Linked DNA regions of Homo sapiens: region 2 is linked to region 1. A link is an interaction called in ENCODE POLR2A ChIA-PET data of the cell type or tissue named here. Cell type or tissue: PC-3. All regions are shown on one strand. Links, peaks and the distances in the headings refer to the core of each region. The heading gives the core; the rest is flanking DNA. Region 1 overlaps ADAMTSL1 (ADAMTS like 1). Region 2 holds the start of LOC124902127 (a long non-coding RNA gene).

What was found. ChIA-PET counts read pairs that join two places held together with the same protein. Peaks named below come from ENCODE experiments on the same cell type or tissue, not always from the same donor. Only the 100,000 strongest peaks of a DNase experiment are listed, where the experiment ranks them.
Region 2: POLR2A ChIA-PET joins it to region 1 with 13 read pairs; 3 of 35 experiments call an interaction of 5 or more read pairs at or near these places.

Annotation. Positions count from the first base shown.
Region 1 is chr9:18,714,034-18,729,888 of GRCh38, reverse strand. It overlaps ADAMTSL1 (ADAMTS like 1), which reads right to left. Exons shown (of 29, transcript NM_001040272.6): 15 at 8,224-8,353. It also overlaps the pseudogene RAP1BP1. Among named protein-coding and RNA genes, the nearest start is that of MIR3152, 150 kb to the right of the region's middle. In PC-3, for the core only: no CTCF peak of the experiment used is centred there; no DNase peak of the experiment used is centred there.
Region 2 is chr9:18,792,030-18,807,884 of GRCh38, reverse strand. It overlaps ADAMTSL1 (ADAMTS like 1), which reads right to left. Exons shown (of 29, transcript NM_001040272.6): 20 at 12,361-12,488. It overlaps LOC124902127 (a long non-coding RNA gene), which reads left to right and starts at 7,243. Exons shown (of 3, transcript XR_007061429.1): 1 at 7,243-7,295; 2 at 8,472-8,645; 3 at 10,374-11,118. In PC-3, for the core only: no CTCF peak of the experiment used is centred there; no DNase peak of the experiment used is centred there.

The DNA of each region.
Region 1 (15,855 bases), core at 7,544-10,043:
TGAACAATGAGGTTGATAACTGGTACAGATACATCAACTCTTAGTGCAATGAAGAACTCAGGAGGCTTAAGATAATAAGTGTCTTAAGAAGAGCAGCACTTAAGGCATCCAAGATTTAGAAAATAGAGTGACCCCTCCAGGACCATTCCCAAACTCCGGCTTTGGCTGCTGCAGGGAACAAAGTGGGTCTTGTTCATTACTGTATCTCCCACACAATGCTTGGCACAATGCAGGCATTCAATAGACATTTGTTCAGTGGAGACTGAAGGAAGAGAAATTCTAGTTATCTTAAAGGGCAGCGTAACATTATAAATGGACGGATGCAGGATATTTGTATCCCTTTACACATAAACAAACACCATTAAGGCATTATAAAAACATTCAGCATTTCAATGTTGAGCCATCCTTGCTGCCTGAATGCTTTCACCTACATTTTTCTTATGGCCAGGTAGGTCTTGCTCCCTGCAGACTTCTCGTGGCTCTTTATAGTTAAAGCCAGTTCCTGTTTTGTAACTAATAGAGGTGCTTTGTCTTTGGAACTTAAATTTGACTCAAGGTATTTTTCTGATTAGAATTGTTCCTTCTTTGTTGAAAAGCTTCAATTCTGTGGATAATTATCATTACCTTCAAAGAATCACAGAATATTAGAGCTGGAAAGGCCGCCAGGGATCAGATAGCTGCAACACTCATGACGCCCTGACACCCTTCCTTGGGGCTGTATCCTCCTCCTGCCAGGTGGCTAGGCCAAGTCAACATGCACTGGGTTGATCATAGGAGCAATCACAATGTGAACATACCTGGGATAGGAGGGCATTAATTTTTCAATGAAAAAATGTTATGGTCCAGATCACACAGAGCACACTATTTATTTTTGACTCTACATGAGAAAAAGGAAACGTGCCTACAGTAAAAGCTAACCACCATTTTCAGAGTTTAGCTTTCTTGGATGAGCAGCCAGACTCATCTTTCTCTAAGCAAATCTGACGGTTCCACACCCCTGGCTAATATCCTTCAATGGCTCTTCAGTGCCCATAGGACATAAAGTCTAAACAACTTAACTTGGCACACAGGACTCTCCTGGATCTGGCCTCCGTCCACTCTCTAACACTGGCTTCCACTTTTTGTCCTTCATTTTGTGCTCATGGTTTTCCTTCTGCCTGCAACATCTTCCTTCTTCATTTGGATAACTCCTACTTAGGCCTTACCATTCAGCATAGGCATTGCCTCCTCCAGGAAGCCTTCTCTCAGCCTCAAGCTTCCACCGAACTCCATGCTTGCCCTATTCATAAAGTTACTATTTTTAAATCTTCTTCATCTATTAACTGGTAACTCCTTTAGGACAGGGTTTTGTCTTCTCGTTATCCGTGACAACCAAATACAAGCAGACACAAAGATGCTTGTTATGTGTGTGTGTGTGTTTTTTTTTTCTCTGAATTGGGATGCAAAAACACTCTCTGCTTTAATATTTGTGCAGAAAGTTAACGTTAACCAACGGTCTATATAAAGACATTTCCCAGAGTCTAGGCAGAATTATGTGGTCTAAAGTGCTGTCCGATCACATAGATGTTAAGAAACCAGAAAAGCTTCCCTCTCAGGATGTAATTGCATGGATTTTCCTAATGCTGATGTTTCTATCTCTTTAGAATGAGTCATATCATATATGCTTTCAGGTGACATGATGGGAAGGTAGACCTAACCCCTTGATTTTTACCCCAAACTCATGCAGCAACTAAATACATGCATGCAAGGCAGTTGTCTTATTTATTTATTTATTTATTTATTTATTTATTTATTTATTTATTTATTTTTGAGACAGAGTCTCACTCTGTTGCCCAGGCTGGAGTGCAATGGCATGATCTTGGCTCACCGTAACTTCCTCCTCCTGGGTTCAAGCGGCTCTCCTACCTCAGCGTCCCGAGTAGCTGGGGTTACAGGGGCACGCCACCACACCCGACCAATTTTTGCATTTTTAGTAGAGACGGGTTTTTGCCACGTTGGCCAGGCTGGTCTTGAACTCCTGATCTCAGATGATCCACCCACCTCGGCCTCCCAAAATGCTGGGATTACAGGCATGAGCCACTGTGCCCAGCCGCAAAGTGATATCATCAAAGCTCATTTCTCACAGATTCAAGATTGATGTAACAGGTGATGTAAAGATATTCCTTTCCATGGTCACACATGCTCACACATGGAAAAGAATATCTAGGAAAAATAAACATTTTAGCCCTGAGGCAAATAAACATATAACCTTTACCCTTGTTGATGTCAAAATGCTGCTGGGGACATTTGTGATCACTGGGCCAATACAGTCCCACTAGAGAAACAAAAGAGACTCCCACTGGCCCAGTCAGGCCCAACCATTAAGGAACAGGCTATGGCAGATTCCTATCCATCAATGGAAGAAAACAGAGAGACAGTGTAAGTACATCTGAATTTACCAAGGGGGATGACAGTAGTAACAGCATTAACTCTTCAAAGGCGCCTGGATATGGACTCAATTTCTGTGGATGCCAGTGAGCTCTGGTGTACTTTTGCTTTAAGCACTTAAAAGTTAGTGTGGACAGAGCCAAAAGGCAGCGTATGGAAATTTAGGAGTACAGCAGAAGATAAACCAATATTTCAAGAGCATGTTGAAACAGTAACCTTTAAAACAAGTTGTCAGAGAGGAAGAGCCTGCAAGGCTTTGAAAGCTCCATCAAATAAATTAAAATATGATTGTGTTAAAAGGCAGCACCTTCTGCTCTAGCCATTGTAAGCTAATATAAAAGAAAATTGGAAATTGGAAATCATTTGCTGCTAGTATACATGGATTTTGTTAGTGTATAATAAAATAGGCATTCTGAAGTATGCTTTTAAAGAGAAGACTCTGTGACCTTTCAGACGTGTTTCTTAACTCTCTCCTTTCAAACAGGGATTCTCAAGCTTCGTTTATAGCTCTTGCTGGTTCTAAGAACCATCCTAGGTCTGAGAAAAGAGACTGGGGCTGGGGCAGGGGGAGGGCAGAAACCAAGTACTGTTCCTGGAATTATGAGCTTTTTCTCCCTTCCCTGTTTATCTATTCTGTACCACTCAGCTGTTCTCTGTTGCACAGAAATAAAAGTTTAGTTTAAAAAGTATGTTAGAACAAAGCTGCAGAAATTGCTTGGAATTTCCTTCATTTTCAGCATCTGGCTTTCATTGCTTACTTAATTCTCCTCCTCCACATACGTTTACCAAATCTTTTCAACACACACTGGCCAGGCTATCAAATGCTATAATTAATAACAGTCATACACTTTTTTTTTTAAAGGTAGTACTTTCTGCTTTTCCTTGGGCTGCTCATGTCATTGCTATTGTAAACCAGGGAGATAGTTGCTAAAGCTTATTTTTTTTTTTTTGGAGACAGGGTCTCACTCTGTTACCCAGGCAATAGTGTAGTGGTGTGATCACAGCTCACTGCAGCCTTGACATCCCTGGGTTCAGTGATCCTCCCACTCTAGCCTCCCAAGTAGCTATGACTACAGGCACCCCCCTCAACCAACACACACCCAGCTAATTTTTGTATTTTTTATAGAGATAGGGTTTTGCCATGTTGTCCAGGCTGGTCTTGAACTCCCGATCTTAAGCAATCCATCTGCCTTGGCCTCCCAAAGTACTGGGATTACAGGTGTGAGCCACCACGCCCAGACTGAAGCTTAAGTATTAAGACTTTAGTTAAATAAAAACATCTAATAAAATTTAAGTCCTGAATTTTTAAAAATCACGTTTTCTTTTAAACTAGAAGTACTAGTTTGAAAATGAAAAGAAAGGAGAAGATAATGAATTTTTTTGAGTGCCTACTATGATCCTATTTCAGAGATGAGAAAATTGAGGATTCAAAAGGTGTATGGCCTCTTGAAGGTCAGATAGCTGAAAGTGACAGAGTAGGTCTAAATCAATGTGCTGGTTCTTTTATTTTGGTGTCTCAGGGATGTAAAAGATTTTTAGTGCATAATATTAAATGGCAAAATCAAATTTCCCAACAATATACAAAATAAAATCCCATTTACAAAGGGAAAAAGCTTTATCTATTTGTATATCTTCTTATATGTATATAAATTCATAGAAAACTATCTGGAAGTGTATGTAGCAAAGCATTAACAATGGTTATCTCTGGGTATAAGAAGGAACTAGAACTGAAGAAGATGGTGGTGATAAGGGAAGGTATACCTTTCTTTTTTTTTTATTCTGCTGTGCTTGAGTTTTAAAGAATGAGAATATTCATGTATTCCTTGTATAATTATAACACAGAAAACCTCCTTATTAGGAATAGGAGGCTGATTTCTTTTTTAATGACTGATCTTAGGTCCTTTTTGGGTATTTCTCCCTCGAGCTGGTTTCACCACTGAAGGACTGGGTGGATGATATGGCTTTTAGACACACAAATTACTCATTAACTTTGATGGAAAATTCTCACTGGCAGCTCACAAGCAAAAATGGTCCTAACTGCTTATGGTTAATCTTAGGCAAAGTTGTGAAGGGATTAACATCTGTCTTCCATATACTACTTTCCATCTTTCCCGACAATCAAATTCCTCCCTGGGTAATGCCTATAACTTACTTAACCTCCATCTGTCCCTCTCTTTTCTATTAAAGCTTGTCCTTGTATCCTTACTTGGGGGATACTTTGCCATACATACATGATAACATAAAAGGTTCAATCCTGGCCGGGCACGTTGGCTCACGCCTGTAATCCCAGCACTTTGGGAGGCCGAGGTGGGCAGATCACGAGGTCAGGAGATCGAGACCATCCTAGCTAACATGGTGAAACCCCGTCCCTACTAAAAATACAAAATATTAGCCAGGCGTGGTGGTGGGCGCCTGTAGTTCCAGCTACTTGGGAGGCTGAAGCAGGAGAATGGTGTAAACCCGGGAGGCGGAGCTTGCAGTGAGCTGAGATCTCACCACTGCACTACAGCCTGGGCAACAGAGCGAGACTCTGTCTCAAAAGAAAAAAAAAAGGTTCAATCCTGAGGCTATTTATGTTTTAAGTTGGCATTTAAATCCTTAAGCTTAAGGAAAGGATCAACAGCATCTGGAAGGTTGGAGAGAAGGGATAAGGAGGATGCAGAGGAGGGAAAGCACTGAGGTCTTCCCAGCTGTCATTGATAATATGGTCCAAACATTGCTACCTATAAATTTGGCCCTGGTCCTTCATACTCATTTATATAATAAACACTTAATAATCATCTACTATGTGTCAAACATTATACTAGGTGTCAGAAATATAGAAAGGAGGATTCAGACACAAAGCTGATAGCAAGAACTCTAAAATCTAGTACTCTTCTAACAGAAAATGACTATTTTTAAAAAGTGTTCTAAAAAATGTAGGCACTACATGCACACAAACACACAAATTGGAACAGTCAGAATACCTCCAGCTTGAGAAGACATCTTCCTATTGTGAATAACCAGGTATGAGGATGTATTTGCCTAAACCTGGTGAAAGTTAGACATGTGCTTCTGAAACAATCCCTGCCATCACACAGAGTCAAGAGAAGCCAAGTTTAATCTTAGAAAGCCTGGCTAAGCAGATTGGACTTGCCCTCTAGGGCCTTTGGTATTCTCCATGTGATCTGATAATTCTGACTACATACAAGAAAAAAAGTGGCTCCCTAACTGGTGTTCAGTGGGACTAACAACTGCCTGGGAAAGCTATTTATCTTAACCAGGGGGTGACCTCTCAGAGACAAAGGCCCAGTGACTAAGACTTGAAATGTCATTTTGTTATGTCCCACTGAAAATGCTATGGTATTTTTTTAAACACATGCATAGCAGCACAGACCAAGACCCCAAAGGACACGGTCTAGAAACTTGCATCCCATCAGAAGACACACAAAAATGTACAGGGAACGCTGAACCATGTGGAGTAAGAATTGTGAATTAAAGACCTAAATTGCTCCCAACAGAACAGAGGTTGTGGGTTGTGTGGGAAAACAACACACTATTATGCTCCTACCAAACACATTTTATTTTCTGTATACATTGAACACCAGGAGAAGGGAAGGAGAGATTTTTCTCTGACATCAGAGTGAGATATTCCACAGGAAAGGCACCTCTATACAATTATCATTTTTAGGGGGAAAATCTGTTTTGACTCTTGGATGAGATTAGGCCATTATACTTTGGTCCCCTTTATTGTTGCAATTAGCAACCTTCTACAAATGTTTAAATGTGTATGGTCGACCCAAGAAACTCCTGGCTGTGCCCAGTGAGAGGTCTTGCCTGTTGGCTTGACAGCTGGCTGGTGGGAAATCAGAGAATTGAGTTTATCTGGAGCAAATGCGACAACATTAAGCTCAACAACTGTTCTTGTCTGTGAGTCAACAAAAGGGTCACAGGATAACCTAACCTTTTGTAACTTAAACATAGTTAGTACTTTGAGAATGAGAAGTAACATCTCATGTCCTATTCGTTTTGGTGCTCAAAGAAGGGTTTAGGGACCACGAGTCCCAGCAGTTTTAAGCAAGTCCCAGGCACTGACTCCTCGGCACTGCCTCAGCATTTGGGTGTTGTTACAACACAGGAATGTGGTTAGAAAGACCCTTTTGCATGTTTTTCAAATAATGGCAAATAAGCAGAACAGAAATTACAGGAATGATTAGCACACAGCAGCAGGAGTAGCTGTTTAATGCTTCTGCCTACAAAATAAAGAATCATGGGACATGTGAGCAAGTCATGGGATCTCAGATCATCAGGTACAACCAGTTCACTTTGCAGATGTGGAAACATAAAGGGCAGACACCTCGCCCTAGGCCACAGAGCTAGTTGGTGACAGCAGGATGAGAAGCCAGGCCTCTTGGTTGCCTAACAAAGAACGTTGCAGGCGTTCCATGCTGAGTCGATACTGCTTCTTCCTAGATGACAGGACTGTAGTCAAATAGAAAAGTTGGTGCCCTTTGCCCACACATTTAGGCTCAACAACTAGAGAGCTGCGAAGTTAGGACAGAAATGTGGAACCAGGTGGGGCAGGGATAGAAAACGAGGTTACTCAGGATTTCATGTACAGGACCTGACTTTGACTCTATCTTGTTGACTGCTGTTCTCATGGGTTGGGTGCTTCTCCAAAGCAGTGGCTGACTGATTTTATGGTTGCCTTGGAGAATATAGCATGAGTTGCCCTCTTAACTTCTGTATTTGAAGAGGGGAATGCCCTGGTCCACCATTCAGATCATCATACAGAACAACTCTGGTGACTAGCAGGAGGAGTGTCACCATGGGATGTGCCTCCATGTGATTGGAGGAGGACTATGATCTGTACCCTCCAAGTCCCAAAGAAAGGAATCTAGCCAGCTGGGAAATAATACAAGCAGTGCATCATCGTGACCAGCAAACTATTGTTAATGCCTGACAGCAATACAGGTATTAACTACTTCTTACATGACACACTTTGCAGAAAGAGAAAAACTATCATTCAAAATCAGCATTCCCCCTTTTATCTAGGATCTGACCCTATTCAGCAACATTTCTTCATTCCATCAGCAGATTTGAAAGTCTGGATTTAGTTCTTAAACGTCTCCCTTCCAAACCCATAGATGAGATTTGCTCAAAAAGAAGTATCTAGAAGGCAAGTTTCTCAAGACACCATAAAATTGTAGGGACTGAAGCAGTGATTGGATTGATTAATTCAATCAAGGCTGTGACTCAATGTTGGCTAATAATGAGACCCAGGCAGGGCTGAACAATGAAATGCTCTAATTGATTTTACGCATGTGGAATGACACACACACCCCCAGAGCATGCTACGATGAATCTGCATGCTGTGTGCATATAGATTTCACAGTGGATCAATTATACCACCCAGTTGCTTCAGGCCCTTATATTCTGCAATTCACAGACCAGTTCATTACTATGGTGTGAGTGCTTAGGACACAGGCTAAAAGGTGGCAGAGCCCATGAAGTCTGTTGTCACCTCATGTTCCCTTTAGGGGAAAGCAACTGCGTGGCACACACACATACCAGCCATGCCACAGGCTCAAGTGAATGCACGGTATCTTCCAGATTCTGGCATGACCATTGACTGGGCTAGAATTCCAAAGCCCTGGTTTCAATTAAACTTAAGTGGATTTGACTAAAAGTTTGAACTGATGCTAATTGGTTTTCAAAACACTGAGTAACAAATAAGTGTTACAGTCTTGCCCACTGAAAGATGCGCCCAGTTCTGTACGTGCCCCTGGACAGCAGGGCAGGCCACACATCCCTTACCTTGCTGGGCAGGGATCCAAATTGCAGGACTTCAGGAGCTGTGGGGGCCGGCGGCTGGTCACGCACAGGTTCTCCTCAGCAGGCTCCCGAGTCTGTTTGTTCAAGCAGCTCACCACAGCCTCCTGGACACCTGTGTACAAATCACACGGTCAGGCCAGAGTGCAAAGTGGGTGTGTGTGTGGGGGGTGATGAAGTGTAGACAAGGCAGCTGGTGGGAGGTCCCTGTGTTCTGTAGGACTCTCGCTGTATGTCAGAGATGGCAGTTTAAAGCCCAGGACTGCCAATCTTGTCAAGCATCACTTGAGCTGGGAGAAAGTATTCATAAGCTTGTTGCCTCTGTGAGCATGCTCCTTGAGGAGGGCAACTCCCCCACAGAAGAGAGGCTGCTACCTAGACTCTTGAAATGCTTAAAAAAATGCCACGAGGCTAATGCCACCAATGCTGGAACATGATACTTCAATGAACAAGGAGCACAGGGTGGCAAAAAAGGGGCCCAAAACCTTCACATCTTATATTTTAATTGAAAGGAAATCGTTGTATTTGGAAGGGAGGCCCAAGGCCATGTTTTATATCCAGAATTCTGTAAACTGCTGGGCTCTTGAGGTCTTGAATCTAGGACTCCAGTCTTTGCTGTTTGCCTTCTGATTCTGGTTCATTTCTTTTGTGACCTAGGGCAGCCTTGGAAGTTGGAACAAAGAAGGAGAATAAGATGCATAATAACCACAGCCGTGGAAAACAACCTTCCCACTGACACCCGCAGGCCCTGACTCAGAGCTAGTGAAACAGGAGTTTGAGCAGTGACTGGCACAAGGTTACTGGGAAGTTCTCCAAGGTGGTTTGCAGGGCCCTTGGGGAGACACTTATTTTTATTTTATTTTAAAATTTTTTTTCAAGACAGAATCTTGCCCAGGCTGGAGTGTAGTGGCACGATCTCAGCTCACTGCAACCTCTGCCTTCCGGGTTCAAGCGATTCTCCTGCCTCAGCCTCCCGAGTAGCTGGGATTACAGGCGTGTGCCACCATGGCCGGCTAATTTTTGTATTCTTAGTAGAGATGGGGTTTCACCATGCTGGTCAGTCTGTCTCGAACTCCTGACCTCAAGTGATCTGCCCACCTCGGCTTCTAAAAGTGCTGGGATTACAGGCGTGAGCCATTGCACCTGGTCCCCTTGTGGAGACATTTAAATGAGCAATGTAATGACCAGACATTTCATTTTGATGCCCAGTCATAATAACAGTAGCTAACATATACAGGATGCCCATTATTAACCAGGTACCAACGCTAAGAGCTTGGCATGCATCATTCAGTCCTCTCAACAACTGCACAAAGTAAGCACTATTTTTATTCCCATTTAACAGATAAGAAAACAGGCTGGGAAGGGTGAAAAGACCTGCTTAAGTTCATACAGTTGTAAATGGTAAAGCTGAGGATGGCTGTGCCCTTAGTACTGACTGATAGACTTAATATTTAAAAATATTAAGAGGCTGTCATATCTACTTCCCTGGAGATCTTTAGGAATAACCTAGACATTTGTCTGGAATCATTTCAGCAGAGCTCAGTTTGAGTGAAGAGGCAAGACAGGACATTCTCACTAATTTGCCTTCAGACATACATAGCTGTGTATATAAAGATACTTACATTTAAAGATACCTATCTATAGCTGGACATTTATATATAGTTATAGTAGAGTCTGGGACTATCCATGTAATTAGCAATATACATAAATACACATATATTGCCTTGCTTTATTTTCTGCATTGCTTCATCAGATACTACCTAGTATAGTACAGTTGACCCACCATGCTGCTCTCCTCCCACGTATGCTGTGTTTCTCCAAGAAGTCATCAGCTCAATCATCAGCTAATACTTCCTAGGTTGATGTGACATTGATCTAGTCCACTTAGGAAGGCCATCATTTAAAAAGTGACTCAGCTGGAGTCCAAATCACCTTTCTTCTTTGTAAGTCTGAGAAATTAAACATTTTTTAAAAAAAAGAACCACAAAGCCAGGCACAGTGGCTCATGCCTGTAATCCCAACACTTTGGGAGGCCAGGGTGGACGGATGACCTGAAGTCAGGAGTTCGAGACCAGCCTGGCCAAAATGGTGAAATCCCGTCTCCACTAAAAGTACAAAATTAGCCAGCTATGGTGGTGCACACCTGTAATCCCAGCTACTTGGGAAACTGAGGTAGGAGAATTGCTGAAACATGGGAGGTGAAGGTTGCAGGGAGATGAAGGTTGCAGTGAGCTGAGATCACACCATTGTACTCCAGCCTGGGTGAGAAAAGCAAAACTCCGTCTCAAAAGTAAATTAATAAAAATAAAAATAAAAAAAGAATCACAATATTTACCCTGTGGCTGTGATGGTATCTTTACATTTTCTTTTTTCTAAATTGTTTATGAGCTTCAAAATTTAATTTAAATATATCATGGCCAGTTCAGGGTGGAGCATTTGAGATTTCTATTAGACATTCAAATTATTCCATCATATTCTGTAATGCTGACTGCAGGGTGTTCTCTTGGTTGTAGATGGGATGAGCCATTTGAAATTCATGGTATGACGACACAGCCAAACACTTCATAAGAAACAGTTGATATAATCACTGATACTTCCCACTGGAATAGTCTAGTATTATTAAGGTAGTGATGAGAAGTCACTGGATGTAGCTTTCTATCCCATACAGAATCTAGAGCTGTGGTTATCTTAGAAATTAAATTTTTAACTCATTTACCTGTTTGGTAGTATTCAAGAGATTCTAAATGAGACTCTAAAATAAAACATATTTTGCCTTTATTCAGCTGTTGAAAACCTTATGAAATTGGGTCAACGATCCTGAGGCAGGAAGTGACCGTGGGCTTGTCACATGCTTTACTTGAAAGTGACTGGATCAGGTGTGTGTGTGAAGGTGTGTAAGTGATGTGACCTGTGTTTCCACTTTGTGAACTCCTTCTTGATAGAACTTAGGCCCTTCTGGACAATGCCAAACCTCGCCCAGAGTCAGGTGTGTAAACCAGCTGGAGCGGCGGCGGCAGCGGCAGGACTGCTGTGGTGCCGAGAGTAGCAACCCGGAGGGAGTGACACTGGCTGCGGGAACCCGGTGACAGCGTGAGAGGTACTAGGTTTCGACAAGTTTGCATCATGCATGAGTATAAGCTAGTCATTCTTGGCCCAGGAGGCGTTGGAAAGTCTGCTTTGAATGTACAATTTGTTCAAGGAATTTTTGTTGAAAAATATGTCCTATGATAGAAGATTCTTATAGAAAGCAAGTTGAAGTAGATGCACAGCAGTGTATGCTTGCAATCTTGGATACTGCAGGAACGGAACAATGTATAGCAAGGAGGGATTTGTACATGAGAAATGGACAAGGCTTTGCATTAGTTTATTCCATCAAAGCACAGTCCACATTTAATGATTTGCAAGACTTGAGAGAACAGATTCTTTGAGTTAAAGACACTGATGATGTTCCAATGATTCTTGTTGGTAATAAGTATGACTTGGAAGATGAAAGAGCTGTAGGGAAGGAAGAAGGTCAAAAATCTAGCAAGACAATGGAACAACTGTGCATTCTTAGATTCTTCTACAAAATTCAAAATAAATGTTAATGAGATCTTTTATGACCTAGTGCGGCAGATTAACAGAAAAACTCCAGTGCCTGGGAAGGCTCGCAAAAAGTCATCATGTCAGCTGCTTTAATGTACTAAGTGCATTGCAGCTCTGAGTCAGCTCTGAAGAACTGTTGTCCAATTCAATAGTGCCAACACTCCAACTTTGTTAAACCTACCAGCATCTTAAATGGACTTTCCTGTGGTGGTACCCTTTAAGAGCATATGAAAGCTACTATATCAGTTTGCACATTCTAATCACTTTCAAGCTTCACAAGAGAGATTTTTACTTATATAATAGTCCTAGATTATGCAGCTGGTAAAAGCAGAGACTACATCCAGTATTACTGCTAAGAGACATTCTTCATCCACCCACGTTGTACATGTATGAAAATGGTGTACTGTATACTCTAACCCTCACTCATACTTTGTATTGGAGAGTACAATAATGTAAATCCTAAAAGCACCACTATTTTACCATAATAAAACAAAGTCCAAAGAGCTCCTATGTAGACTACTCTAGATGACTTTGCTTCTTTGATACTTGTAGCTTATTGTAATTTTTTTAAAGAAATTTAAGGTCACTATTATTGTAGAAAATAAGTGCTCTAATTAATACAGCTATATAGTTTTTAAAAATGTTTCAAAAACCTATGGAGACAGTGATCTTGTCTTTAAAATATGATAGTCCTTTCAGTATAATGTCTTCAACAGATTGCCTTTAATATCTGTTGGGAAGGAAATGGGCAGACTTTTCAAATTTCTTTATTTTTTATTTTTTTAAAATTTTTATTTTATTTTATTTTATTTATTATTATTATTATTATTATTATACTTTAAGTTTTAGGGTACATGTGCACAATGTGCAGGTTAGTTACATAGGTATACATGTGCCATGCTGGTGCGCTGTACCCACTAACTTGTCATCTGGCATTAGGTATATCTCCCAATGCTATCCCTCCCCCGTCCCCCCACCCCACCACAGTCCCCAGAGTGTGATGTTCCCTTCCTGTGTCCATGTGTTCTCATTGTTCAATTCCCACCTATGAGTGAGAATATGCGGTTTGGTTTTTTGTTCTTGCGATAGTTTACTGAGAATGATGATTTCCAATTTCATCCATGTCCCTACAAAGGACATGAACTCATCATTTTTTATGGCTGCATAGTATTCCATGGTGTATATGTGCCACATTTTCTTAATCCAGTCTATCATTGTTGGACATTTGGGTTGGTTCCAAGTCTTTGCTATTGTGAATAATGCCGCAATAAACATATGTGTGCATGTGTCTTTATAGCAGCATGATTTATAGTCCTTTGGGTATATACCCAGTAATGGGATGGCTGGATCAAATGGTATTTCTAGTTCTAGATCCCTGAGGAATCGCCACACTGACTTCCACAATGGTTGAACTAGTTTACAGTCCCACCAACAGTGTAAAAGTGTTTCTATTTCTCCACATCCTCTCCAGCACCTATTGTTTCCTGACATTTTAATGATTGCCATTCTAACTGGTGTGAGATGGTATCTCATTGTGGTTTTGATTTGCATTTCTCTGATGGCCAGTGATGGTGAGCATTTTTTCACGTGGTTTTTGGCTGCATAAATGTCTTCTTTTGAGAAGTCTGTGTTCATGTCCTTTGCCCACTTTCTGATGGGGTTGTTTGTTTTTTTCTTGTAAATTTGTTTGAGTTCATTGTAGATTCTGGATATTAGCCCTTTGTCAGATGAGTAGGTTGCGAAAATTTTCTCCCATTTTGTAGGTTGCCTGTTCACTCTGCTGGTAGTTTCTTTTGCTGTGCAGAAGCTCTTTAGTTTAATTAGATCCCATTTGTCAATTCTGGCTTTTGTTGCCATTGCTTTTGGTGTTTTAGACATGAAGTCCTTGCCCATGCCTATGTCCTGAATGGTAATGCCTAGGTTTTCCTCTAGGGTTTTTACGGTTTTAGGTCTAACGTTTAAGTCTTTAATCCATCTTGAATTGATTTTTGTATAAGGTGTAAGGAAGGGATCCAGTTTCAGCTTTCTACATATGGCTAGCCAGTTTTCCCAGCACCATTTATTAAATAGGGAATCCTTTCCCCATTGCTTGTTTTTCTCAGGTTTTTCAAAGATCAGATAGTTGTAGATATGCGGCGTTATTTCTGAGGGCTCTGTTCTGTTCCATTGATCTATATCTCAGTTTTGGTACCAGTACCATGCTGTTTTGGTTACTGTAGCCTTGTAGTATGGCTTGAAGTCAGGTAGTGTGATGCCTCCAGCTTTGTTCTTTTGGCTTAGGATTGACTGGGCAATGTGGGCTCTTTTTTGGTTCCATATGAACTTTAAAGTAGTTTTTTCCAATTCTGTGAAGAAAGTCATTGGTAGCTTGATGGGGATGGCATTGAAACTATAAATTACCTTGGGCAGTATGGCCATTTTCATGATATTGATTCTTCCTACCCATGAGCATGGAATGTTCTTCCATTTGTTTGTATCCTCTTTTATTTCCTTGAGTAGTGGTTTGTAGTTCTCTTTGAAGAGGTCCTTCACATCCCTTGTAAGTTGGATTCCTAGGTATTTTATCCTCTTTGAAGCAATTGTGAATGGGAGTTCACGCATGATTTGGCTCTCTGTTTGTCTGTTGTTGGTGTATAAGAATGCTTGCGATTTTTGTACATTGATTTTGTATCCTGAGACTGCTGAAGTTGCTTATCAGCTTAAGGAGATTTTGGGCTGAGACAATGGGGATTTCTAGATATACAATCATGTCATCTTCAAACAGGGATAATTTGACTTCCTCTTTTCCTAATTGAATACCCTTTATTTCCTTCTCCTGCCTAATTGCCCTGGCCAGAACTTCCAACACTATGTTGAATAGGAGTGGTGAGAGAGGGCATCCCTGTCTTGTGCCAGTTTTCAAAGGGAATGCTTCCAGTTTTTGCCCATTCAGTATGATATTGGCTGTGGGTTTGTCATAGATAGCTCTTATTATTTTGAAATACGTCCAATCAATACCTAATTTATTGAGAGTTTTTAGCATGAATTTTGTCAAAGGCCTTTTCTGCATCTATTGAGATAATCATGTTGTTTTTGTCTTTGGTTCTGTTTATATGCTGGATTACATTTATTGATTTGCATATATTGAACCAGCCTTGCATCCCAGGGATGAAGCCCACTTGATCATGGTGGATAAGCTTTTTGATGTGCTGCTGGATTTGGTTTGCCAGTATTTTACTGAGGATTTTTGCATCAATGTTCATCAAGGATATTGGTCTAAAATTCTCTCTTTTGGTTGTGTCTCTGCCCGGCTTTGGTATCAGTATGATACTGGCCTCATCAAATGAGTTAGGGAGGATTCCCTCTTTTTCTATTGATTGGAATAGTTTCAGAAGGAATGGTACCAGTTCCTCCTTGTACCTCTGGTAGAATTCGGCTGTGAATCCATCTGGTTCTGGACTCTTTTTGGTTGGTAAGCTATTGATTATTGCCACAATTTCAGATCCTGTTATTGGTCTATCTTCAGAGATTCAACTTCTTCCTGGTTTAGTCTTGGGAGAGTGTATGTGTTGAGGAATTTATCCATTTCTTCTAGATTTTCTAGTTTATTTGCATAGAGGTGTTTGTAGTATTCTCTGATGGTACTTTGTATTTCTGTGGGATCGGTGGTGATATCCCCTTTATCATTTTTTATTGCATCTATTTGATTCTTCTTTTTTTCTTTATTAGTCTTGCTAGCGGTCTATCAATTTTGTTGATCCTTTCAAAAAACCAGCTCCTGGATTCATTAATTTTTTGAAGGGTTTTTTGTGTCTCTATTTCCTTCAGTTCTGCTCTGATTTTAGTTATTTCTTGCCTTCTGCTAGCTTTTGAATGTGTTTGCTCTTGCTTCTCTAGTTCTTTTAATTGTGATGTTAGGGTGTCAATTTTGGATCTTTTGTGCTTTCTCTTGTGGGCATTTAGTGCTATAAATTTCCCTCTACACACTGCCTTGAATGTGTCCCAGAGATTCTGGTATGTTGTGTCTTTGTTCTCATTGGTTTCAAAGAACAT
Region 2 (15,855 bases), core at 5,468-7,967, 80 kb before region 1:
ATAGAAGTTAACTAAGGAGAAAAAAACATAGATGCAGAGAAGGAGTGAAATGATAAATTATACATTTGTGTTAAGATAACAAAAGCCATGGCACGCTGTACCAAAAGGGCTTTCAGAATAGGAAAAACAGAAAAAGGTGCTGAGAGCTAAGTCAGCATTACTGAGCCCTCCACTGAATGCGCCGCGCCTCAGCAGTCAGTACTATGTATGCTTTGTTTTTTTTTTGTTTTTTTTTTTTTGAGACAGAGTCTCGCTCTGTCGCCCTGGCTGGAGTGCAGTGGTGCGATCTCGGCTCACTGCAAGCTCCGCCTCCCGGGTTCACGCCGGTTCTCCCGCCTCAGGCTCCCGACTAGCTGGGACTACAGGCGCCTGCCACTGCGCCCGGCTAATTTTTTGTATTTTTTAGTAGAGACGGGGTTTCACCGTGTTAGCCAGGATGGTCTCGATCTCCTGACCTCGTGATCCGCCCGCCTCGGCCTCCCAGAGTGCTGGGATTTCAGGCGTGAGCTACCGCGCCCGGCCTGTACTATGTATGCTTTGTGAACAGCCATTTAGTTTTAGCAAGTCAGCATCAGCTCACAGAATAGTGTTAATTTATAGAAATTGATAGGGTTTACATTCTTTCATTTAATCTGTAAATTTGTTTGTGTTATAGCTGAATGAGAGCCATACAAACAGAAGGAGAATATGCCAAGTTTTGTATCTGTATAAATTGAAGAAAAAATAAGGAAACCGAAATAAAGGCAAGCGTTTCAATTTATCAGGCCCAATATGAGAAGTGAAGCCCCTCCAAGATAGTCAGACACAGAAACAGAAGCATTACAAGAATCATTTTTGCACGGTTCCTTCAGACCTCATTGTACCCACAGTACAGCTTTTGGATTATAGTTCCTGTTAGAAGTAATGTAACAGGGGAAATAGAGCCTCACAGTAAACGAGGGCAGCTCTTACACAACAGGAGAGCCTGACATATGGCTAAAACTCGTACGTCAGCATCCAAGGATGTGAAGGCCATTAAGGAAGGAGCATGGCCTTGTGATGCCTTTAAAACAGAAGTGTTCAGCCAACCAGGCACCATTTTGATCCTGAAGGATGAGGACCTCTGGAGAGACAGGCAGGGACAGATGAGTAACCCCTGGAGCAATGCTCAGAAATCCATTCTTGCACATAGTCTGGGCTCTGGCTCAGGTCTCTCTCCTATGTGATTTGGGGTAAAATCAAAATTCAGTGGGAAAAAATCTGAACATATGTGTTTGAAAAATATCTTTGGCCTAATATAAAGGTGATTGAGAGAGAAGCCAGAGGAGATGGAAAGTTTGTTTTTTGAATGAAGCCAAGAGTAGAGAGCATTGTAAGCACTGTTTACTCAGGGCTGAATCCCAGGCCTCTGCTAATAGAAACTTTGTTTAAACTGCCATGCCGCCTTCCATTTTAGAAGCCATGGCAGAGAGTGACTTGCTATCAGCCAAACCCTTTTCCTCTTCTTCCTGTGCACACAGCTAGATAATTTTCCAGCCTTTTTGCAGTTAGCTATGAGCATGGAACTGAGTTCTAGCAGATGGAACATGAACAGACGTGAAGTGTGCCACTTCTTGGCCCAAAGTACAAAAACTCTGTTGTGCAATTCTTTTAGACTTTATGTGAGCAAGAAATAAACTATCATATTTTACCCATCATATATTTATAGGTTTGTTTTTCTGTAACAGTTAGTAAGTGCCATTTAACCCAGGCTTAATGAACGTTTGTTGACCCTGAATGGATGGATCCAATGGGTCTTCCTTCCATTCCTTTAACATTGTAAGTCACGAATATACTTCAAAATAATTTCCCCTAGTCTTTGCCATCAAAAATGAGTTGTACTTCAAGGACTTAGATTCTCTGTTTGGCTAAGGCAGTTTAGGCTAGGAGGTGTGCATGTGTATTCATTCTCAGGGTGAAGAGAGACTTGTGGAAGATAAATGGAAACGGGGCAACAACAGACACAAGGACCGCAGGCTGGGCAGATTTGGCAGGTTTGGAGATTTCATGAGAGCTTCAGAAAGGGCCCACGAACAGCAAACAGGTTTGAGATCCTGAAGCCAAATCTAATGACTGACAGAGTTTTCCTGGAGTACTGTGCAGATACGGATTCCGAGTTACATTCATAAGGGCTGAAGAGCAAAAACACACGATGAGCTAGTGATGCCTGCAGGGGGCAGGGGCAGGGGCAGGAGAAAGGGCTGTCTACAGGTTAGGTGTCCCGAGCTCATCTCTGCATAGTATAGCTAAGTACCCTTAGGCAAGTTATTTAAATTCTGTGCCTCAGTTTTCTACTTCTACAGTGGCTGAGAGGAGTAAGTAAATGGATGCATGCAAAGCTGTAAGAACAACGGCTTAGCACAGCAGGAAGTTTGAATAAATGCTAGCTATCACCAGCACTATCTCTGCTATAACACAATGGCAAAACTCTGTGAGGAGCAGTGCTGGGACCTTCTGATGAATACAGAAAACACAGAAAGCAAAACGTTAAAGAAAAGAAAGAGGAAGACAGGTAAGAGGAGAGGTAATACATTTGTTAGAAAGAACTAAACTGCTTCTATTTTGAACAACTCTGAGAATTCCAGTGTAATTAGAAGAAATAATTTAAATACAACAGATTCTTTGTAAACTGGTAACAATATCTGGACAGATGCGGAGAGCTTAAAAGTCACACCATGGCTGGCCTTGTTGAAGATTCCAAAAAGTACCCACTTCTAGAAATGCTAGGAAACAACATATGCCAGATTGACTCCCTGGGTGACCCCCATTAGAGTTCAAGAAAACAGTTGTGATATCCATGGAAGATCCAAATATCAGTTTAAAACACAAAAAAGACAGTGATGTCTACTAATTAAAATATTTGAGTATACAGCAATATTTGAGTACAGTATAAGGTAATATTTTAGTTTAAAGCAATGAAGTATTATAAATTTAACACATTTTTAACACCCTAAACTGAGCAAATTGTATTTAATCCAGATTTAATCAATGAACAATACCTTACAAAGAGTGAGTATATCAAAGAAACGTCTTAAGAAATGCTAGACTCTGCTTATACTAGAATTGTCACAGGTTTCTCACAAGGATCACTGGAATTAAATCTTCAAATTTTCTCTGAAATGAAAATTTCCAGTTGAAGAATTTAAGACTCATGAGTCAAATAAACTTTGAGGGACTAAAATCAGCATGAGCTAGGAAAACCCTTATAAATACCAACAATATCTTATCCATCTGATATTAGTAATAATGGATTCTGAATATTAATGTTCCATTACTATTCCTTGCTGGCCAGAAGCTTTTCTGGATCTCACTACCTGACAATTCCCATAAGAGTTGCTTTGTTACAAATAATAGTTATATTAACATGCAAGATCTTTTCTTAGTCTAGTTTTCCTTCCCAATGTCTTTTGCATTTTATAGTGCAGGAGTTTTTAACTCCCTGCTGACCTTCTTGCAAGGCCTCCTTTACATCTATTTCCAGCCTCCTGAGTCAGCATTTGACCAATAGTCAGCTCTATTTACCCTGTACCCTTTGTCTTCACCAGTTCTCTGAGACATTTTCCTTTCATTTGTTATTCTTGCAAGACTTCATCACAAAAGCTGTACTACTTCTTTGCCATCTAGTCTTCCATTCCCCAAAATACAACAGAGTCAATTTTCAACGTCAGAATTTCAGGTAAAGGGAGTTAATAGTTGATAGTCATGGTAGAGAATGCTATCATTCATTATTATATGTGCAAGAGATTCATAGAACTCTTGGGTCTAAAAGAGACCCAAGAGAGCAGCTATTTAAATCCCTCTGTTTATAACGGGAAAGAGGTTCATAGTCCTATTCTGCTTCTAAATTTGGCAATGAAGCAAAAACTTTCCCTAGAATCTTACTTATTCTATTATTACAGTAGGCTTCTTAGTAATAGTAAAAAATAATTGTTCCCCTTCCATCCAAATTATTACATTGTTTTTGTTGGAATAATCTAATCAAATAAATTGTGATTACCCTTTGAATAACACTCTGACTCTATCTGGAAAGTGAGGTGTAATATATGAGCAGATAATATAGAAAATGAAATACAAACCAGGGGGTATTGGTAGCCTCAAGGCTATATTCAGAGCACAGACATGTTTACCCAAAAAAGGATTTTTAAAAATTTGAATTAGTTCAGTTAAAAATGGTGAGTTAAAAAAAAGTGTTGTTTTTAAACATTTTTTGGTTTGGTGTCTCTAAAATCGTGAGAAAGTCTAGCAACATTAAATTTTTATTTTTGGGGGATAGCAGTCAGATGAAAATGAGCTGTGCCCTTCAGACAGGTGGGCGGAATAATGACCTTCCAAGATGTTTATGTCATAATCCCTGGAACCTGTGACATGGCTAAGGAAGAATTAACATTGCTAATCAGCTGAACCTAAAATGGGGAGATTATTCTAAGTTATCAAGGTAGGCCCAGTCTAATCATGTGAGCTCTTAATATCAGAGTTGGGCAACATGAAAACTCAGCCCTCCATTGCTGGTTGTGAAGATGGAGGAAGGAAACCATGAGCCAAGGAATTCAGTGGCTTCTAGAAGCTGGAAATGGCACTCAGATTATAGCCAGCAAGAAAACACAGACCATAGACCTAAGTTTCACAGAACTAAATTCTGCCAACAACTCAAATGGAGAGGAAAAGGATTCTCTTTTAGAGCCTTCGGAAAGGGATAAAGCCTGTTGACATCTTGATGAGACTGTATTAGACTTCTGACCTACAGAACTGTAAGGTATTTGTATTGCTTTAAGTCTCTAAGTATGTGGTTATTTGTTATGGCAGCAAAAGCAAATACGCAGGCCATATACACCTTCTACATCACCAAAGTTGTCACCACAACAAAGAAGACACGTAAATGACTCATAAACACATAAGATGCCTGACATCATTAGTCAATATTAAAATGTAATTTAAATCACAATAAAGTACTACTTCACGCTCATGAGGCTGGCTGTAATTAAAATGATAGATGAAAACAACTGTTGGTGAGAATATGGAGAAACTGAACTATCCTACATTGCTGGTGGAAATGTAAAGTGGTGCAGTCTCTTTGAAACATAGTTGGCACTTTCTTCAATAGTAAACATAAATGCGCCAAACAACCCAGAAATTTCACTCCTAGGTGTGTATAACCAAGAGAAATAAAAAATATGTCCACATAAAAACATGTACGTGAATCTTCATAGCAGCTTTATTCATAATAGCCAAAAAGTAGAAACATCCCAAATGCCCATCACCTGATGAATGGAGAAATAAAATGTGGTCTATTCTATACAATGGAATATTATTCTACCATAAACAAGAATAATGCTACGACATGGATAAATCTTGAAAACTTTATGCTAAGTGAAAGAAGAAATAAAGAACCATATACTGTATGATTCTAATTATATAAAATATCAAGATTAGGTAGATTTATGGAGATTTAAAGTATATTAGTGGTTGCATAGAGCTGAAAGAAATGGGAGGATTAGGGAGTAGTAGCTAAGAGTGTGGAGTTTATTTTAGGGATAATAAAAATGTTCTAAAATTGAGTGTGGTGATGGATGCACAACTCCTGTTTTTTTTGTTTTTGGAGACAGGGTCTTACTCTGGCACTCAGGCTGGAGTGCAGTGGTATTGGCTCACTGCAGCCTCAACCTCCTAGGCTCAAGCTATCCTCCTGCCTCAGCCTCCCATGTAGCTGGGACCACAGGTATGTGCCACCACACCTGTGTTGATTTTTATTTTTGTAGAGATGGGATTTCTCTCTGTTGCCCAGGCTGGTCTTGAATTCCTGGGGATCAAGCGATTCTTCCACCTCAGGCTCCCAAAGTGCTGGGATTACAGGCATGAGTCACTGTGCCCGGCCACAACTCTGAATATATGAAAAGCTGTTGAATTGTATACTTTAAGTGGGTGAGTTTTATGGTATGTTAATTATGCCTTGATAAAGCTGTTAAAAGTAAAGAACCCATTATTAGGTATATACCCAGAGGAATATAAAATCATTCTATCATAAAGGCACACACACACAAATGTTCACTGCAGCACTCTTCACAATAGCAAAGACATGGAGCCAACCTAAATGCCAATCAATGACAGACTGGCTAAAGAAAACATGGTATATATACATCATGGAATACTATGCAGCCATAAAAAGGAACAAGATCATGTCTTTTGCAGGAACATGGATGGAGCTGGAGGCAAACTAATACAGGAACAGAAAACCAAGTACTGCATGTGCTCACTTATAAGTGGGAACTAAATGATGAGAATTCATGAACACGAAGAAGGGGGAACAACAGACCCTGGGGCTTACTTGAGGGTGGAGAGTGGGAGGAGAGAGCGGAGCTGAAAAAATAGCTATTGGGTACTAGGCTGAGTACCTGGGTGATGAAATAATCTGTACAACAAATCCCTGTGACATGAGTTTACCTGTATAAAAAACCTGGAGATTCAACCCCTGAACCTAAAAGTTCAAAAAAGGTAAAGAACTTTATAGTAATGGTTACATAACTATATAAGTTTGCTAAATAAATCTCTAAATTGCACATTCACAAAGAATTTTGTGATATGTACATTATATCTCAATAAAGCTGAAAAAATAGTTTTAACCTGATTTTGCCTGTCTTTGTTTTTTAGGGTCAACATTGTGACTACTAATTAATTGCCTTGCATAAAAGATGAGAAGGAATTAGAATTTTTGTGCCCTTGAAATTCTGTTTAGTTGGCACGCCTTCAGCATAAATATTACAGGGCCCTTAGCACTTGAGGAAGTAGGTAGGGCTTAGACTGCCTTTTCCCAGACATTCCCAGGCTGCATGCCTTCCTTCTCATATCCTTGTTTCCATTACCATTCTCTTTCAATATTCAGATATTTTTTTGCCAATGTCAGTGGGTCAGGTTGCTCAGATTACTACCATTACCTCTTCTAATTATTTAATTGATGTTGATGGCGTCTAAGTAGAATAAGGCCAGAAGTGGTTCTGCCACAAATTCTTCGCATGTTCCACTACAGAGTCCTAGCCAAGGGACCCCATACTTAGTACAGCCACGTGATGCTGCGGCCTCTCTAGAAACCACTAACCAAGGATGTGGTATATCCCACCACCTGTCCAACCACCATCCTTCCTGCATTCCATTGAATAGATGTTGGAATTGCTTTTTTGAGACTGAGATGTGCCAACTTGGACCACTTATACTTTCTTTTTTATTTCCTCTAGTCAACTGGGGAGCTCAGTGAGATTCTCCTGCTATACTCTCATCAGTTTTAAGTAAGTTCTATGAAAGCTTGGGGTCTTTGGTGGGCATTCTCTACATCTGTACTTACTGAGAAAAACTTAAGGGTCTTAGCTATTCAGTATTCTATCAGATATTGAAATCTCCTTGATGGCAGCTTAGATCAGTCAGTCGCTATTACCATGTGGCCCAGAGAACAGTCAAACCTGTCCATTTTTCCTTTTTTTTTTTTTTTTTTTTTTTTTTTGAGATGGAGTTTTCCTCTTGTTGCCCAGGCTGGAGTACAGTGGCATGGTCTTGGCTCACTGCAACCTCTACCTCCCGGGTTCAAGCGATTCTCCTGCCTCAGCCTTCTGAGTAGCTGGGATTACAGGCGCTTGCCACCACACATGGCTAATATTTATATTTTTAGTAGAGATGGGGTTTTGCCATGTTGGCCAGGCTGGTCTCAAACTCCTGACTTCAGGCCATCTGCCCGCCTCAGCCTCCCAAAGTGCTGGGATTACAGGCATGAGCCACCGTGCCTGGGCCACTTTTCCTTTTGATCTAGTGCATGGGAGCAAATCTTCCTTTGTTAGCCTTTGTATTGTTGACTAGGTCCTCTGTGAGCCTAACTCTTTATGAAGCAAAACTCTCCTTTGTTAACAGAACTGCTGGGTGAAAAATTCAGAAATGCTAATTTGAAGTGACTTACATTATGATAAGCTTACACAATCACTTGTCTTTTATTGTAGCTACTAAATCATGATGGGGAGGGACAGAGGAAGAAGAATTTTAAAAAATGATTGCCTTTTATTTTTATTTTCCCAGTGAGGTTTCTGTGATCTCTTTATTAGACACAATGTGTATCAGTTATTCAACTCATAAAGAGCAAAAAAACATGCTAGGAAAGGAGAAATATTTTCTGTCTCTCCCTTCCTGTGAAAATGTCAGATGAGCTCATCTGTGTTCTCTCCTTTCAATGAAAGATACACTCATCCCTCAGCCCTCATCTTATTCTCATTTCCCATTGATGATGTCAGGCAGGCCTTACAGTATCTCTTTTGTGATCTTATAAAATCAATAACAACCAAAAATGTTTCCCTTTTGTCGATGACCTCACCAATGCTCCATACCTGGAGAGGCCCTTATCTGCATTGGTAAGTACAGCTAAACTCCACGGATCCAGACTGAAGCAATTTACCTGGAAACTACTTCCTTTCCTTCAAAAGTTTGCCTAGGCCATTCGGATTTGGAAGATTTCTGAGCAAGATGGCTGAGTGCTGAATTTAACAGCCAAGATGATTCTCCAATCTCTGTGCTTATGTCTGCACACATCAGAGACTCTCCTTTACCTAGCCCTGTTTATTCCTGAACACAAAGTAATTAATACTTCAAAGTGTTAGGTATGTGACATTTTGGTGACATTCCTATAATCTCCTCCCTGCAATCCTCCCCTCCTAAGCTACTTTCATCTACACTTGGAGCAGTGAAACAGGCATCCAGCTAAGTGAATTTAGAGGGAGGAATTTTGTGCCATTTGGTCTAAATGGCTGTGAGTTCCATGGGCTGTTCCAGGGAGGTAGGGAGGGAAACACTGGCCATCTCCATGCTGAGAGACACTTGCAAGGTACTCCCAAATCCCTGAGACTTAAAGATAAAATCAGCACGTAATGGAAGAGTTTAGAGAGGAGCAAAAGGCACAAAAGACAGTATTTTATAGGCCAAACAGGGCAGAGCAAGGAAGGTTTGGCTGTATTCTATGTCTAAAACTAAATGGTGTTTACATGTTCAAAGAAAACTTGTGTACAGAATAAGAAGTAGAACTGAAATGAATCTGAGAGGCAGAATTGGCAAGACACCAGATCTACGGGACGGGGCAAACTCAATGGCAGGCATCTTGCTGTGGGCCAGGGAGAGCCCATCAGGCGTCTCTCTCTGTTGCCCACGTGAAATATTCATCACAAGCCATCTCCCTTGCTCTGAATCCAGGCACCCCAAGTACTTTCCAGATGGCTAATCTAGCTTCCCTATTTGACACTGAGACATTCAGAGAGCTGCTCTACAAAGGGTTTGTGAGCATCCTGGTCCCTGAAAAGGAGTCTCTCCCACTGTAAACATAAGTTGGCTTTTGTTGTATGTATTATTCTCTCAATAATAATAGCTAACAAATATTGAGTGCCTGCTACATGCCAGCCACAATTATAAACATTTTTTATGAATGATTGCATTTAATCTCCATGAGAACTTTCTGAGTCAGGTGCTGTTATTAGCACCACTTTCCAGATGAAGAAATTGAGTCAGTGAGTATAAAGACGTTGCTCAAGGTTACACTTAGGAAGTGACAGAGCCAGGATACAGACCTAGACCCTAAGGCTCCAGAGCCCATGATTTTAACTGCCATGCTATGCCTGCTTTTGTGAATCATTATGAACAAATTTCCCTGCATCTGGTAAATGCAGGCACACTGGCAACACACAAGTCCATACTTTCCTTATAAAATCATGGGGACACTTGATTATCTTGAGGCTCAAAGTTTTTTTTTTTTTTCCTCTTTGGCCTACATTAATACTAAAGTCCAGGAAAAAACCCCTGCAGTTTCCATAAAAACATAGTAGTGCTGAGATTCATCAAGAGGATTTGACTGCAAGTGAACTGAATCAGTTTCTAAGTTCATACTTGAAAAATCTCAGTGTTAAGACACATACTGAAAGATACATGGAAGCAGAGTTGGGATAATGGTTTGCACATTTTAGAATTGTTTTCAGGTTGTTTCACTCTAGAAGAGCTAGAGAAAGAAAGGAGGCTTACATTTATTGAGTATGAACAATGTGCCTGGCATTGGGTTAAGTGCTTTTTCACACGTGCAATCTTACTTAACCTCACAACAACCCTGTAAAATAATGTTAGTTAAATTTTTACAGATGAGAACAGAGACTCAATGAGGTTATATACTTTGTCCAAGATCACACAGCTAATAAGGAGTATAACTGGCAATAAAACTTAGAAATGCCTGATACTCATTCACCCCCACCCCTCCAATTTAATTTATGTTCAGATTATATCTTATAACCTACTAAGCAGGGTCTCCATGCATACATTTGAAGTAAATTGCAACTTTCTCCCAATTCTAGGTAGCCGGGTATCCATCGCTTGCCTTCACTCCTCTGTAAGCATCAGGGACCACAAAACACAGGTTTTATTTATTGCTGTAGGTTCCACAACATGTGGCAGAGGGTGTGCTCACAACAGGAGCTGGTGAACCACCTAACACTGTGAGTGTAGACATTGGCACAGGTGTGGATGATAAACTCAGGTAAGGGTACAAATACAGTCTTAAGGCAATGTACATTTGAGCCTTTGTTTTTAGAGGGACTGCTTGATAGACTTTCCAGCAGACCTATACAAACCCTAGCAGCTAAGGTGCAAGGATGCAGCTCCCTATGCCCTGGGTGTGGTGTCTGTAGTCATACTTCACCAGGCAGCCCCTCTCCTCCCCTTCCCTGGTGCCTCTTTGGCTGCTCTGTCTCTCTTCCCTGGCTTTGAACTTGTTGGCAGCCTCCAATAACCCCTCTTCAAAGAGCTGAAGGCAAGCCTGATGTTACAATTGCCTTGCTTAATTCCAGACAGGTTTCTATTAATCGTATTAAATTCGGGTGAACAAAGGGCATTTAGTCTGTGATAGAGCTGAACCATATCTGGATTAATATAAACAAGAGAATTAATCCTGCAAGAGCCACTATCTGCCAGCAAGTGGAAAGATGTCAGCAGTGCCCTTGCTAAAGCAGGTTGGAGGGTGGATGGCAGGAGAGATTTAACAAGATTGGTGCTGAGCATCTGGACTCTGTATAAAGAGGGGAATAAAGATTGCAACTGGAATACATTAGAAGAAAAGCAAATGTTTTATTCACAAAAAATAGGCATTAATAATATCAGTCTTTAATCCGGCCCAGGGCTCCTTAAATTGCCTTCTTCATTGTTGACTTTGATCTTCCCCGCAAAGCCGCCTGCTAAGGGTCCCTTCCCAGATCAGCCTGAAGTCATGGGGGCAGGAATACTGTTGCTAAACAGATATGCAAGGGGGTAGCATGTGTGACTGGAGTACAGTATGACAACATAATCCTGGCAGGGACAGATGAAGTCAGTGTGGGGTGATGTTGGCTTTTCTAGCATCTACTGAATCATCTGATGAGAGCAGCAATTGAAAAGAATAAATACAAACACATGCAACACAGCCACAAAGACTGGATGGCCCAGATCTGAGAGGATGGATCCTATTTTCTCAGATCAGTGGGGAAGTAGGGAGAACAATGAGCTGGGAGTTAGGAGACTCCAGTTCCCTTCTTCCCCCGCCACTAGCAGAGCAGCTGTGTGACCTCGGGTTGCCTGGCCTCTGAGAAACAAGGGCCTTGGTCCAGCTGGTATCTAAGTTCTCTTTCCGTTTCAAAGGCATGGGTTTGTCCTATGCAAAGAGGTTTTATAAAAGCTCTACATGTCTTTTACTACAAGACCACAACTATGGGAGACATGGTACTCTGAGTTGCAATGTTCTTAAGTCACCATGTGCAGAATGTATTGTCTAACCTCAATGGATAAAGGGGAATGTTGGCAGTGCATTAGAGCAAGAGGATGAAATAAAGCAGACTCAGAGAGAAGTACTGGGGAACACTCCTGCTTCAAGCCATGACCACAGAATTCCAATTATTTATGGGTCGTAGTCTTTCTTGCAACAGGTGGAACAAGGAGATGACAGGATCCAAAAGAGTCTTCAATGATTATAATTCACAATTCATGTTCCAACATGCTACTGATTTGCACACATCACCTTTGCTCACATTATTCTTTCTGCATGAAATATCCCTGTCTCTTATCAAAATTCCACTCATTGCAACCCTAAGACCTCCTGGCAGGAATGTACTGTCCTTGCATACTATTTGGTTATCAGTTATAGCACTTCATTCTACCTCATACTACACTGCTGTTGTAATTATAGATTACAAACTCCCTGAAGATGGGATCTGGGTCTCCTTTATCTATGCATCTCTGGGCCTGTTTGACACACTATAGGCACTCATTCAATAAAGGTTTATGAAATGAACAGAACAGGGATTTTTGGGTTACCTGCTAATGTGACGGCAATGGAGACAGAGTCGTATCCCAAGGCATTGGTGGCATTGCAAGTGTAGAAACCCACATCTGCTTCCACTGGTGCCAAGATCTGTAAGGAATCATCTGGCTGTAGAAGAATCCTGGAGCGACAGAAAAGAAATATAGACCTGGTCAAGTCAGTTGACTCCTTTTTGGCATTCAATATTGGTAAGGCAGGAAGGAACCTCAGGGTGTATGCAGAACCCTGTTTTAACAACAGAGACAAACCAGCTACAAGGACAATCAAGAACCTGTGCTCTCTTGCCTCTTTGATTAATGTGACTGTGGTAGTGATCTCAAATAAGGAGGTTTCCCATTGCCTTTGCAGCCTGTGGATTACTTGATCTAAATGCTACCAGCTGGACCAGACAACATATGTGCACCAAATACATATAACACACACAGATATCCGGGGGAAGGGGGGATGCTAGAACAAACGGTACAGATAGATTTGGGGAAGGCTTATTAAGGAAAAAGCAAAGTTACAAAAGAGAAGTGGAGCTTGGTTGGATGGTTGAAAGAACGTAGGGCTTCCAGAGATCAAGACAGACATCTTGGCCAGACACCATGGCTCATGCCTATAATCCCAGCACTTTGGGAGGCTGAGGCGGGCAAATCACCTGAGACCAGGAGTTCAAGAACAGCCTGGCCAACATGGCAAAGCTCCGTCTCTACTAAAACTACAAAAATAATAAAATTATCTGGGCATGGGGGTGTATGCCTATAATCCCAGCTACTTGGGAGGCTGAGGTGAGAGAATCACTTGAACGTGGGGGGCAGAGGTTGTAGTGGGCTGAGATTGCCCCACTGTACTCCAGCTTGGGACACAGAGCATGACTCTGTCTCAAAAAACAACAACAACAAAAAAAAACAACAAAAAACAACCAGACAGACATCTGTTCAGGTTTGCAGGTAGAAGAGAAAAAGCCAAGAATTGCATATTGAGAGGATCTTACACATATTTGAAGGAAATTCTGTGTCACAGCCGCTGTGTAGTCATATATACATCTATTGTCTTTATTTAGCTGTAAATCTTATGGGGCACAAAACTCAGGTTTGTTTTTTTTTGTTTTTGTTTTTGTTTTTTTTTTTTGAGACAGGGTCTTGCTCTGTCACCCACGAGTGTGGAGGCACAAACACAGCTCACTGCAGTCTTGAACTCCTGGGCTTAAGCAGTCCTCCCACCTCTGCCTCCTGTGTAGCTGAGACCACAGGGGTGCACTACCATTCCCAGCTAATTTTTAAATTTTGCGTAAAGATAGGGTCTTGCCAAGTTGCCCAGGCTGGTCTTGAACTCCTGGGCTCATGTGATCCTCTTCAGGTCTTATTTATTGCTTTTATTTTCCCCACTACTACAGGGGACTCTCTGTAGAGTAGGTTCCCAGTAGAATAAAGTCAAAACTTGCCCTTCAAGGTCATGGAGAGAAAATTCCAGAATAATCACAGTCTACTTCAGACTTTTTTTTTTTTAATCTGAAAAGACTTAAAAGAATCAAACTGTGAGTGCCTACAGTGAGCTTCAAACCCACTCCACCCAAGTCTGTTTTTTCTTTTCTAGATTTATGCCATTTCTAGAAAGTACCTGTGACATTATGGCAGCTTAATTAATGACTAACGATCACTTGAACCTGATGTCTTGGTGACTTAGTGAGGCTGGCTGATAACTGGAATGTGTATGTGGAGGAGGGAATCTAGAAGGGTTGGAGGGACAATGGAGAAGCTCAGAAGCTCAGAGATCCGGTGCCTAGACCTGACAGGTACTTTAGGTTGACAGTTTATTTGATAGCACAGAAATGGCTCAGTAGCCAGTTTTGGGGATCCTGAAGCTAGTCATTTCTAGCTTTGTGATTTTTTAACCTCCCTAGTTTCAAAAGCTTCAAAAAACTGTTCACCCAATATTATGCTAGCATCCTTCCCTAGGAGGTAAGCAGTTAATAGGGGTTGTTTTTCAAGAAAGTGAGAGGGTGGGGAAACAACAGAAATGTGGGGAGAACTCATTAAGACTCTGTGGTAAGATTAAGCCTGGAAGTCAGGTCTGCCCCAGCAACACTCTCCCACTATACAATTCTTTCCTCACTATTTCCCTTGCCGGGTCTCTCCAGGCTGTATGACATTTGCATTTCAGCACCACTTCTAATCAGCTGTCAATTATTCTGAGGTGGGTGACCAGTCTGGCAGTGAATGAGATCTCCTCAGCTCAGCTTTTGGCCTTGGGCCTACTACATTGCTTATTCTTACCTCCTGTCAGAGGAAAGGCAGGAAGTAGAAGTAAGGCTTCCATCAATCAATCGAGTTATATATGGGCAGCTCTAGTAAAATGGGGAAGGAAATAGACACCTTAGTTAAAGGAAGTTTTTGAATGATTTGTGCTTGATTTAGTGCTATTCCAGATCATCACCACTATTACTGGAGACCCTCAAGTTTTGTGGCATTCAACTAGAGCTGAAACATTGTGAGGGATGAAAGGAAGCCTCTGAGAGCTTGTGATATAGCTCATCCACCCATACATTCACTGAGAGATTGTGTTATGGCTCATCCAACCATTCATTCACTCATCCATCAAACATTAGTTGCTTTTTTCTCAAAGTCAAACAATTACATGTTAGTTTATTTCGAAGAAGCTAATAAGAGAAAGATGACTATACAATTTACTTATCTTTGGTAAACCATACAATATTTTAGATCATAGTATGACTGTTTCCTGAAGGAATCTTATCAGATGCAACATAATGTAATATCATTGCTAAGTCTCTTCAGGTGTTCAAGCTGTTTTAGATTAGAAAATTAAAAATCAACTTTATGATTTAAAGCTTTAGGATGTCCCAGGAATATTTATGCTTTCACAAAAATTCTAAATAATAATGAAAGCAGGCTTAGTCAAGTTTCAATAGAACTGAGAATGATGGAACTCAGAAGATCACTATTCAATTTCACCACATGGCAAAGGTAGAAATTAAAATATGCTAAGTTCCCAAACCCATTAGGGTAGCTGGCTCCCTGGCACTGGAAACATCTCCCTTGTCCCTACAGAAAACGGTTCTTGGACACTCGCAGCAGGAGGCTAGAAGATAGTTCTTCTGAACTTTGTTTTGGTCCTACTATGATTTAAGTAATGGCCATTGGCAAATCTCATTATCTTCCTCTATTTCAGTTTACCAACTTCTAAAATCCAGTTGAAGTCTGTTTTCCTGCTCATCAGAGGGAATTGTTAAACTGGGGTATATAAGGAATTTCTAGATCCTCTTTTGGTATTTCCAATGACTCTTTTCTTGGTAATGCTGCACACTCTGAATGGCAAATTAACCATGAGGGAGGAGGGAGGATGAGGAAATTGTGAGGAAGGAGTGAGAGGGGCACATGATATTGGCCAGTTTCCCCTAGGCAACTTATTAGATCTCCATATTAGAATCATTTTTTTTTTGCATACAACTACTGCACCTGTCTGATTTCAGGCAGAGGATGTAACCC